Regions from separate parts of the Homo sapiens genome. Here regions 1 and 2 are each linked to region 3. A link is a contact called in ENCODE Hi-C data. All regions are on one chromosome and are shown on one strand. Each heading gives the region's core, a stretch centred on a gene start or an enhancer-like site at or near the end of the contact. The rest is flanking DNA. Distances are from core to core; before and after follow the strand shown. Region 1 overlaps SNED1 (sushi, nidogen and EGF like domains 1). Region 2 holds the start of MAB21L4 (mab-21 like 4). Region 3 holds the start of RNPEPL1 (arginyl aminopeptidase like 1).

Region 1 (2,703 bases), core at 136-2,635, 470 kb after region 3:
CAAGGGACTTCGCTGTGAGACAGGTAACTGGCCAAGTGCCTGCAGGCCACCATGGCTGATGGTGGCTTTGTGCCGTGAACACCCCCATAGCCACTTTCCCCTTCCTTCCTTGCCATCTGACTCACCTCACACCTGTCTCTGGGGTGGGAGGATGCCTCTGCCCCCTTCCCACTCCCCAGCGCTTCCCGCTCAGCCTGGATCCTAAGCCACCAACTGCAGGGAAAATAGGAAGCAAAAGATGGATGCTGCCTCCAGGGTGCTGTGTGAGGCTGAGCAACCCCTTCCCCTCTCTGGGCCTTGGTTTCCATCTGTGAAATGCCAGGAGGGATGACAAAGTTCACAAGTCTCCTCTTCCAGCCTGGGTGACTCTTGACTTTTTTAACATCTTCCTCTCCTACTCTAGAACCCTCAGCACACAAGGGAAAGTAACGGGAATCAGAAAGAAAACTGACCTTTCACTATTTTCTATTCTATTTTGTGTTGTTTAACTGCTAGTTGTGACTTGTTAGAGGAATTAAAAGGCCAACTGGAGATTGCAGCCTACAGTATAAAAATGGCTTTCGTGTCTGATTGTTGCACCTGCCTCCAGAGGCTCACCCACTGTGCCGACTTCTGTGGACGCACCAGGTGCTGCTTCTCTCCAGGGAGATGCTAAAGACAAACTATTCAGGTTATTTTTAGTTTAAAAAATTCAGGAGGAAATTCTGTTTTACCCGTAAGACACAGAGGGTCATGGGCCCTCCATCAGTCTTTGCCGAGTGCATGGGAGGCCAGGGTGTGTCCTGAGGGGAGGGTGGGGCAGGAGCGGGAGGAGGCAGCCTCACCTATTTGGCTGCTTTAAAGTCACTGTTCCGTGTCACAGCTCACTTTGCCCAGATTGTTATCTAAATATCAATGTATTTCACTAAATTCATGTCAGGAAACGGATAAGTGGTTTCAAAAATTTTTTGCAAATAAACCGTGTTTTCTACAGAATAATGATGCAAGTAGAGTGAATAATAAGAAACAGACTGGCCGGGTGTGGTGGCTTATGCCTGTAATCCCAGCACTTTGGGAGGCTGAGGCGGGCGGATCACTTGAGGTCAGGAGTTCAAGACCAGCCTGGCCAACGTGGTGAAACCCCATCTGTACCAAAAATACAAAAGTTAGCCAGACGTGGTGCTGCATGCCTGTAATCCCAGCTACTCGGGAGGTTGAGGCTGGAGCATTGCTTGAACCCGGGAGGCAGAGGTTGCAGTGAGCTGAGATCGCACCACTGCACTCCACCCTGGGTAACAGAATGAGTGAGACTCTGTCTAAAAAAAAACAAAAGAGGAAGAAGAAAGAAACAACAGACTGACGGTGGTGCTAACGTAATGACTGATTGACTGTATTACAAGGCGCAGATGCTGACAGTCTAATCAGGTCTGACAGGAAGTGGGCCACAAATTGGACACTACAAAAAAGAGTCTCTAGTCTTCTGCTTCTGGCCAACAAGAATTAACTGCTCTTGGAATTTCCCTCTCACCATCAACACCTAGAAAAACAGACAAAATCTGTGAAACCCTTTTCAGCCATTAGACAACAGACAGCACAAGCCTGTCACCCCTGAGAAAAGGGAATCAAATGAGGTGAGCCCTACAATTGCCCCAGATTCTGCCTGGGGCAGTTTCCACTCCACTGTGCTGGGAGGAGGAACTGAGAGTCCAGCAGTCCCTTTGAATTGAGGAGACAAAGATCCTAGTTCAGTGGCTACAGGATGGTGCTCCTGAGGCAGGAGGGAGCATGAGATCAAGAGGAGACCTCCCTGAATTTTGGCTTATTATTATCAGGCTCAGGATGAAATCTGCAAGGCTGGGGAAAGAACCACTAGAAAGCAGTAAGTCAAACACTTCCTGGAGCTCAAACAGGGCTGGGAGTCTATTGCATAGAGTCCTCAGTGGGGTGTCACTTTAGTAGTGCTGAACTAAAGACTAATGTCGACCTGCCCTAACAGATCTTAAAGAAAGCTTAAAAGGATCAAACTGATCCTAAGTCATTGAGCCATGTGCCAGAATAAAATCCTATACTCCTCAACAGGAGTATATCAATAATACAACAGAATCCAGAACTCCAAAATACCCAGTCAAAAATTATCAGGTCTACAAAGAAGTAACATATAACTCACAGTCAGGAGAAAAATAGATCAATAGAAACAGGCACCAGAAATGACAGAATTAGCAGATACAAATGTTTAATTATCTATTATGAATATGCTCCTATAATCAAGATTGTTGAGGGGAAAAAAACCTAATGAGAAGTAGAAGGTATTTTTAAAAACTTGTAGAAATGAAAAATATATCTGAGTTTTTAAAATACACTGAATAGTATTTACAGCAGGTTAGATATTGCAGAAGGAAAGATCAATGAACCTGAAGAGTGAAACAGAAACAATTCAATATGCATCACAGAGAGAATAAGACTAAAAGAAAAAGAAGAGATCTTCAGCAACCTGCAGAACGATATTAGGGTAATAGGATCCACGTATCTGGAGTCTGCGAAGGAGGATGGAGAACAGTATCAAGCAGCCTGGGATCCACGTATTTGGAGTCTGTGAAGGAGGATGAAGAACAGTATCAAGCAGCCTGGGATCCATGTATGTGCAGTCTGCAAAGGAGGATGGAGAACAATATTAAGCAGCCTGGGATCCACGTATTTGGAGTCTGCGAAGGAGGATGGAGATGG
Region 2 (2,792 bases), core at 81-2,580, 330 kb after region 3:
GAGAGACTGAGGCCAGCCCCTGGTCCACGCAGAAGCCCAGCCTCAGAGCCCACTTGGGGCTCAAGACACCAATAGACAACTCAGCCATAAGCTGATAAGACACGGGCACACACCTGCACACGCATTCACACCCCTGCACTCACGCGCACGCAGGCAGGCACACACACACCCCTCCCACCTGGTGCAACATCATCAGACACTGGAAGTGGGCACGGGATGGCCTCGGGGAGCCTCGAGGTCACAGGCTGTGACTGGCAAGAGAGCCGCCTGCCCAGAGCCGTGTGAGGGACCCTCCTGCAAGGCCACCAGTGAAGCAGCTGCCCCAGACTCCAGCCACTGGACGACTGGCAGCCGTGGAACCCCCGTGCAAACACACACGACACGGAACACGTCATCTGTCTTGTTACAGGCATTTGGAGCTGGAAGACCTAAGTGAGGTCTCCCGACTTCTGTGCCCCAACACACTGTTCACACTTGCACAGTGTCACACACGTGCACACATGCCTGTGCGTGCAGTCACACACAGAAGACAGTCGCCACCCTGTGTGCACGTACATGGCAATCACACACATGTGCACTCACACACTTGCACACAGACACCCACACAGCAGCCCCTCGGTACACGCAGATACGCGTGCAGAGTGGGCTGTGCCTGTACCTGGTGCGATGAGACTGTGGTGCTTGCAGTGTACGATGGCTGCTACCAGCAGGTCCTTGAGGACACACAGGACCTTGCTGGGCACAATGTGTCCACGGCACTTGGCGTCACCCTCCGAGGAGGCAGTGAAGGTATCCTCGGTGGTCCACCGCTCCAGGCCAGCCCCTTCCCTGGGCACACCCAGGTGGCATAATTCAAGGCCATCCTCCGGCTGGGTGGCCTCTGGTTCCTCAATCAGTAGAGCCTCGGCATCCACCCACAGGGGCACCTCCATGTCCATTGGGTCCTCAGAGGAGCGCAGGGCGAACTGGAAGGCCTCCAGGCCACGGGAGTAGTCCACGATGAAGCGGGGGTCCAGGGCATGCACGCGCTCCAGCACCGTGAGCAGCACGTTCTCTGCGCGCTGGAAGTCCTGGGCACGCGGCGCCTCCCGGGACCGGATGGCCTGCAGGTAGTGGTGCCACAGGGGCACCTGCACGGCCATGGCTGAGGTGGGGAGAGCAGGGGCAGGCATCCCTTCAACAGTGGCAGGTGAGGGCCAGTGGCCCCTGAGGAGGACTCCGCAGGCCAGCTGTGCAGATGGGCTGTGAGGAGGCACCTGCCCAGGTGAGCAGCAGGTCTGCAGGTGGGGCCTCAGCTCCCACACAGCAGAATTCCAGAGTGACAGCACAGTGTGGCAGGTGAAATAGCTGAACTATTTAAGGCCTTTGAAGTGGGGGTGAGTCAGTCCCCAGCAATTGGGAATGTCACAGGGGCCATGCAGGGCAGGCGGGGGCTGGGTTTGGTTACCACCCTCCTCCCTCCCTTCAGAAGAGCTCTCTCATCTTAGGCCCAAGGCACGGCCCCTGTCCCAGCCAGGCTTGGGGTCCCTGGAGAAATATTGCCGCTGGACTGTGCCGTCCCTGGGATGGGAGCCTCTGTGTGTTGCTGATGGGCCTCCTTCCACCCTCCTCCCCACAGCCCAGGGGCCGGGTATCTGGATCAGGCCCCCCTGCCCCAGCCTCCCTGCCAGGTTGGAGGGAACACAAGGCACCCCGTGGCTCAGTGAGGAAGGGGAGGCAGGGCGGTGGCTGCCCAGACCCCGCTGTGGGGGAGCCCCCGACTCTCTAAGGCTGCCTGGAAGGCTGGGAACCTGGAGGCTGCGTCTCTGCAATGTTCCCCTCAGACACCTGTGCCCGGCTTACAGGCTGCAGTCCTGGCATGGCTCCTGCCTCTGCCCCAGCTGTGCATCCAGCCATCTGGGCCCTGGACCCCTGGGCTACCAGTCCCCACCCCACCCCACCCCACCCTGCCCAGCCTCCAACCTGAGAGGAGCTGGCACCCACCTAGCCTGGGAGCTGGAGCTCGTCTGGTTCTGGAGAAAAGCAGTCTCCGTGGCTCCACCTCACCCAGGTGGAGAAACTCGCCCCACCATCCCCCTCCAGCACCTGCACCAGGTACCCTGCCAGCCCCGCCCCCCTCCCCTGCTCAGGGCCGTGCAAGTCCCAACCAGCAGGGAGCCGCCCCATCGACCCTTGGCCCTGCCAGCTGGCCGAGTGCATCGGGTGCTCAGCCACAGGGGTGTCTGCAAACAGTGAACATGGAGATGGCCCCACAGGGGCGTCGTGGAGATGCTGCCCCTGTAGCCACCGCACGTGGGCCTCTCACCCCCCGGGGAGCTGCATCTGAGTCAGAGCTGTGGGCAGAACCAGGATCCCAGGAGGGGTGGGGCAGGGGGCAACAGCCACTCACTTCCTGGTGCTTGGAAGCCCCTATGAGGGGCTGCAGCCCAGTGAGCGGGTCTCTGCTTCCATGCCTCCCAGGACAGGGAGCTCACCACCTCACAGGGTAGCCCACGGTCAAGCGAGAGACAGATATCCCTCCTCCAAGCTGGCCCACTCCTGTTCCCTGGAGTTGCTTAGAGCACGTGTCCCCCTCCCCGAGGGCAGCCATTCAGGTTCAAGGCCCCATTTGTCCTGGGCCCTCACCCACGGCCTGCCTAGGTCCCCACACACAGCCGTGTGCCACACTCCTCCATCTCCACAGGACTCTGGCCTGGGGGAGGTGGACGCTGCTGCAGGGCAGCTGGGGTCCTACCCCTCACCCTCGGCCGCAGTGGCCCAGGGAGCTCATCTGCCTGTTCTGGGCCTTGGCT
Region 3 (2,884 bases), core at 43-2,542:
GGTCCTACGGGAAAACTGAAATGATGCCTCAGTGCTCTGTCCCGCAAACGTGAACGCACACTCTCCCTCTCAGCCTTCCTTCCCGCCCCACGGAAGGAGGGTAGACACAGAGGGTTACACAACGAGGAGACTGAGTCCAGACACAGGAAACACTACTCAGGGCTGACGCTGAGTCGAGTGCGGTACCCGAGTCCAGCCCTGCACGGCCACACCTCAATGGAGCAGAAGAGAGAGGTGTCCTGGGTTCCTGGATAGTTCCCCAGCCCCAGAAGCCCCTTGTCCCTAGGAATTTGAATTCTTACTTGATGACAACAGCGACATCATGGTGGCCCCTGTTATTCCACAGCCTCAAAATTTAACCGCTGTGAGCTCACTAGCAGCTTCTGCCAGGCGAGCACCCCTTCCCTCGGGGCTCAGGCTCCTGGACAGGCTCAGCCTTGGGCAGCCTTCGCCAGGTCCACAGAGAATGGCGTTGGGAAGGGTGGACCTGGCGGATGGGGTGGGGACAGGCGGGCCAGACCCTCCTTCGTACCCCAGCACAGGGCTCCCAAATGAGAGGTCCCCAGCACTGCCCAGAGGAACTTCTGCGATTGTGGAAATGATTCCTGCCTGCTTTGTCCATTAGCCACTCCTCCCAGGAAGACACACACACTCACTCACTCCACCTGCCACGAAGGAACTGAACTTCTAACTGTATTTAATTCGCATCTAAATGGCCACACGTGGTTGGTGGCTGCTGTAGTTGACAGCGCTGCGTGAAGGCTCCGGCGCTTCTCGCACCGCAGGGCCCACAGCACAGACCACACCTGTAGACTTGGAGGAGTGGCAGGGGTGCCAGGAGAATCCTGCCCTGCCCGTAGCCCCGGATGAAAGGATGACATTGAGTTCGCGACGCTGCGCTCCTCGGGAACACGAACCACACCTGGAAGCAGCCTGCCCCTGTGGCCCCAAGGTTCCCGGGTCCCTTCAGCGGCTGCCCCAGGGGCCTGGCCGGCAGTGTCTGGGAGGGAGCAGCGATCCCGCCTCCTGGGATCTCCCGGGCGCCGCCCGGGGAGGAAGCGAGGGGCTGGGGGTGCTGCTCACCCGCTCCGCGCGCCTCGGCTCCCAACACAGCGCCCCGGCCCCGCGCCGCGCTCGATTCCCCGGCTCCCCGCGCCCCTGGCTCCTGGCCCTCCCCGCCCGGCGCCCCGGCCCCGCGCCCCGGCCCCGCGCACAGCGCCCCCGGCGGCGGCCGAGCGGAGCCCGAGCGGGGCGGCGCACGGCGCGGGGCCGGGCCGGGCGGCTCCCGGCGCGACTTCCTGTTGTGCCCGCGCCCCGCCGCCGCCGCCGCCCGGCGCCCCTCGCCCGCGGCCCGGCGCGGCCGCCGCCCATGGATTTCACCTAGTGCCGGCGGCCATGGCCGCGCAGTGCTGCTGCCGCCAGGCGCCCGGCGCCGAGGCCGCGCCCGTCCGCCCGCCGCCCGAGCCGCCGCCCGCCCTGGACGTGGCCTCGGCCTCCAGCGCGCAGCTCTTCCGCCTCCGCCACCTGCAGCTGGGCCTGGAGCTGCGGCCCGAGGCGCGCGAGTTGGCCGGCTGCCTGGTGCTCGAGCTGTGCGCGCTGCGGCCCGCGCCCCGCGCGCTCGTGCTCGACGCGCACCCGGCTCTGCGCCTGCACTCAGCCGCCTTCCGTCGCGCCCCCGCCGCCGCCGCCGAGACGCCCTGCGCCTTCGCCTTCTCCGCCCCCGGGCCGGGGCCCGCGCCGCCGCCCCCGCTGCCCGCCTTCCCCGAGGCGCCCGGCTCCGAGCCCGCCTGCTGTCCGCTGGCCTTCAGGGTGGACCCGTTCACCGACTACGGCTCCTCGCTCACCGTCACGCTGCCGCCCGAGCTGCAGGCGCACCAGCCCTTCCAGGTCATCCTGCGGTACACCTCGACCGACGCCCCCGCCGTGAGTCCGGGGCGGGCGCCGGGGCTGCGGGCCGGTCCGCAGGGCGCTGCTAGCGGCCTCTCGCCGCACGGCCAGGCTGAGGGACGCGAATCTGCGCCCTACAGGTGCCCCCCTCCCCCCACCCCGGTGATTCCCAGCTGTTGCCTGTGAGCCCTTAGGACCCTCGGATAGAAGCCGGAGTCCTGCGGGGACACGGGACAGCATGTCACTCCGGGAAGCCTCCCGTTCAGGTGTCTGGTCCCTGCCTGGGGACATGAGCAGCTTCTGTCACCCACCGAGGTGTACATCTGCAGGATCCTGGCACCAAGGGTTGGGCTGGAGTGTCAGCTGCGGAAGGGCCTCCATGTGACCAGTGCGTGCAGATGAGTCCAAGCCAGAGGCAGAGGAAAGGGCCATGGAGATTGTGATGCTCGGTTTGGGGCTTCCTTGGCCAGCACTGGTGGAGTGTTGAGACCAGTGGGCCCCGCGACCCCAACATAGACACACATAGGCTCTGCAGGGCTTGCACACTGGGTACCCACCACTCCAGAGACTCTGCAAGAAAGGCCAGGTGGCTGAGGCTGGCGCTGTGGCTGCAGCACCCCCTCCACCTCCACCAGTGGGGATGTGTACAGGATGGAGCAGGGCCTTTCCTGCCTACAGCATGGGGGTTCATACTGCATCCCTAGGTGGTATGGACGGCACACATGTGACACCCGACATATGCAAGACACACACAGCTGTGGAGGCGCTGGGAAGTCCAGCTGTCACTGGTCACGGCACATAAATGGACAGGGTGGTGGAGAGGTGGTCGAGAGGCTTCAGGCCACAAAGAGCCAAGGTGACATCTGGGCAGGAAGAACCCAGACCAGTGCACCCCTATGGGCTTCCTGTACATTTCCCAGGAGCCCTAAGCAGGACCTGCCACCTCACCTTTTTCCCAGAACCCCTGTGGGTGTGCAGGCCGCTGGCTAGCCGGCCC

Evidence for each region. A loop is a pair of places that touch in the nucleus more often than their neighbours do. Pooled maps may share reads with other maps.
Region 1: a loop to region 3 is called in a pooled map, with 3 times the contacts of the local background. The contact joins the enhancer-like site here to the promoter of RNPEPL1 in region 3. A Hi-C loop is called at or near these places in 1 of 168 maps with a recorded cell type or tissue (B cell), 6 of 37 single-sample maps with no recorded cell type and 6 of 50 pooled maps.
Region 2: a map of PC-9 shows a loop between it and region 3 (7-fold over the local background). The contact joins the promoter of MAB21L4 here to the promoter of RNPEPL1 in region 3. A Hi-C loop is called at or near these places in 1 of 168 maps with a recorded cell type or tissue (PC-9) and 1 of 50 pooled maps.

The regions. Positions count from the first base shown.
Region 1 is chr2:241,040,391-241,043,093 of GRCh38, forward strand. It overlaps SNED1 (sushi, nidogen and EGF like domains 1), which reads left to right. Exons shown (of 32, transcript NM_001080437.3): 8 at 1-23. All of the region lies in intron 1 of SNED1-AS1 (SNED1 antisense RNA 1), which reads right to left. It also overlaps a transcript of MTERF4 not described here. Among named protein-coding and RNA genes, the nearest start is that of SNED1-AS1, 22 kb to the right of the region's middle. RefSeq lists enhancers at 969-1,018, 1,469-1,698. Within about 2 kb of position 1,386, at least 4 of the 41 ENCODE cell types and tissues checked have a DNase peak (open chromatin) inside an H3K27ac peak, as active enhancers do; they include B cell, where a contact is called at or near this core.
Region 2 is chr2:240,894,826-240,897,617 of GRCh38, forward strand. It overlaps MAB21L4 (mab-21 like 4), which reads right to left and starts at 1,331. Exons shown (of 5, transcript NM_001085437.3): 1 at 659-1,331. The coding sequence starts at 1,172. RefSeq lists enhancers at 1-594, 1,867-2,502.
Region 3 is chr2:240,567,192-240,570,075 of GRCh38, forward strand. RNPEPL1 (arginyl aminopeptidase like 1) reads left to right here and starts at 1,293. Exons shown (of 11, transcript NM_018226.6): 1 at 1,293-1,923. The coding sequence starts at 1,396. RefSeq lists silencers at 1,010-1,269, 1,300-1,359, 1,500-1,689, 1,930-1,979 and enhancers at 1,740-2,378, 2,250-2,429, 2,379-2,884.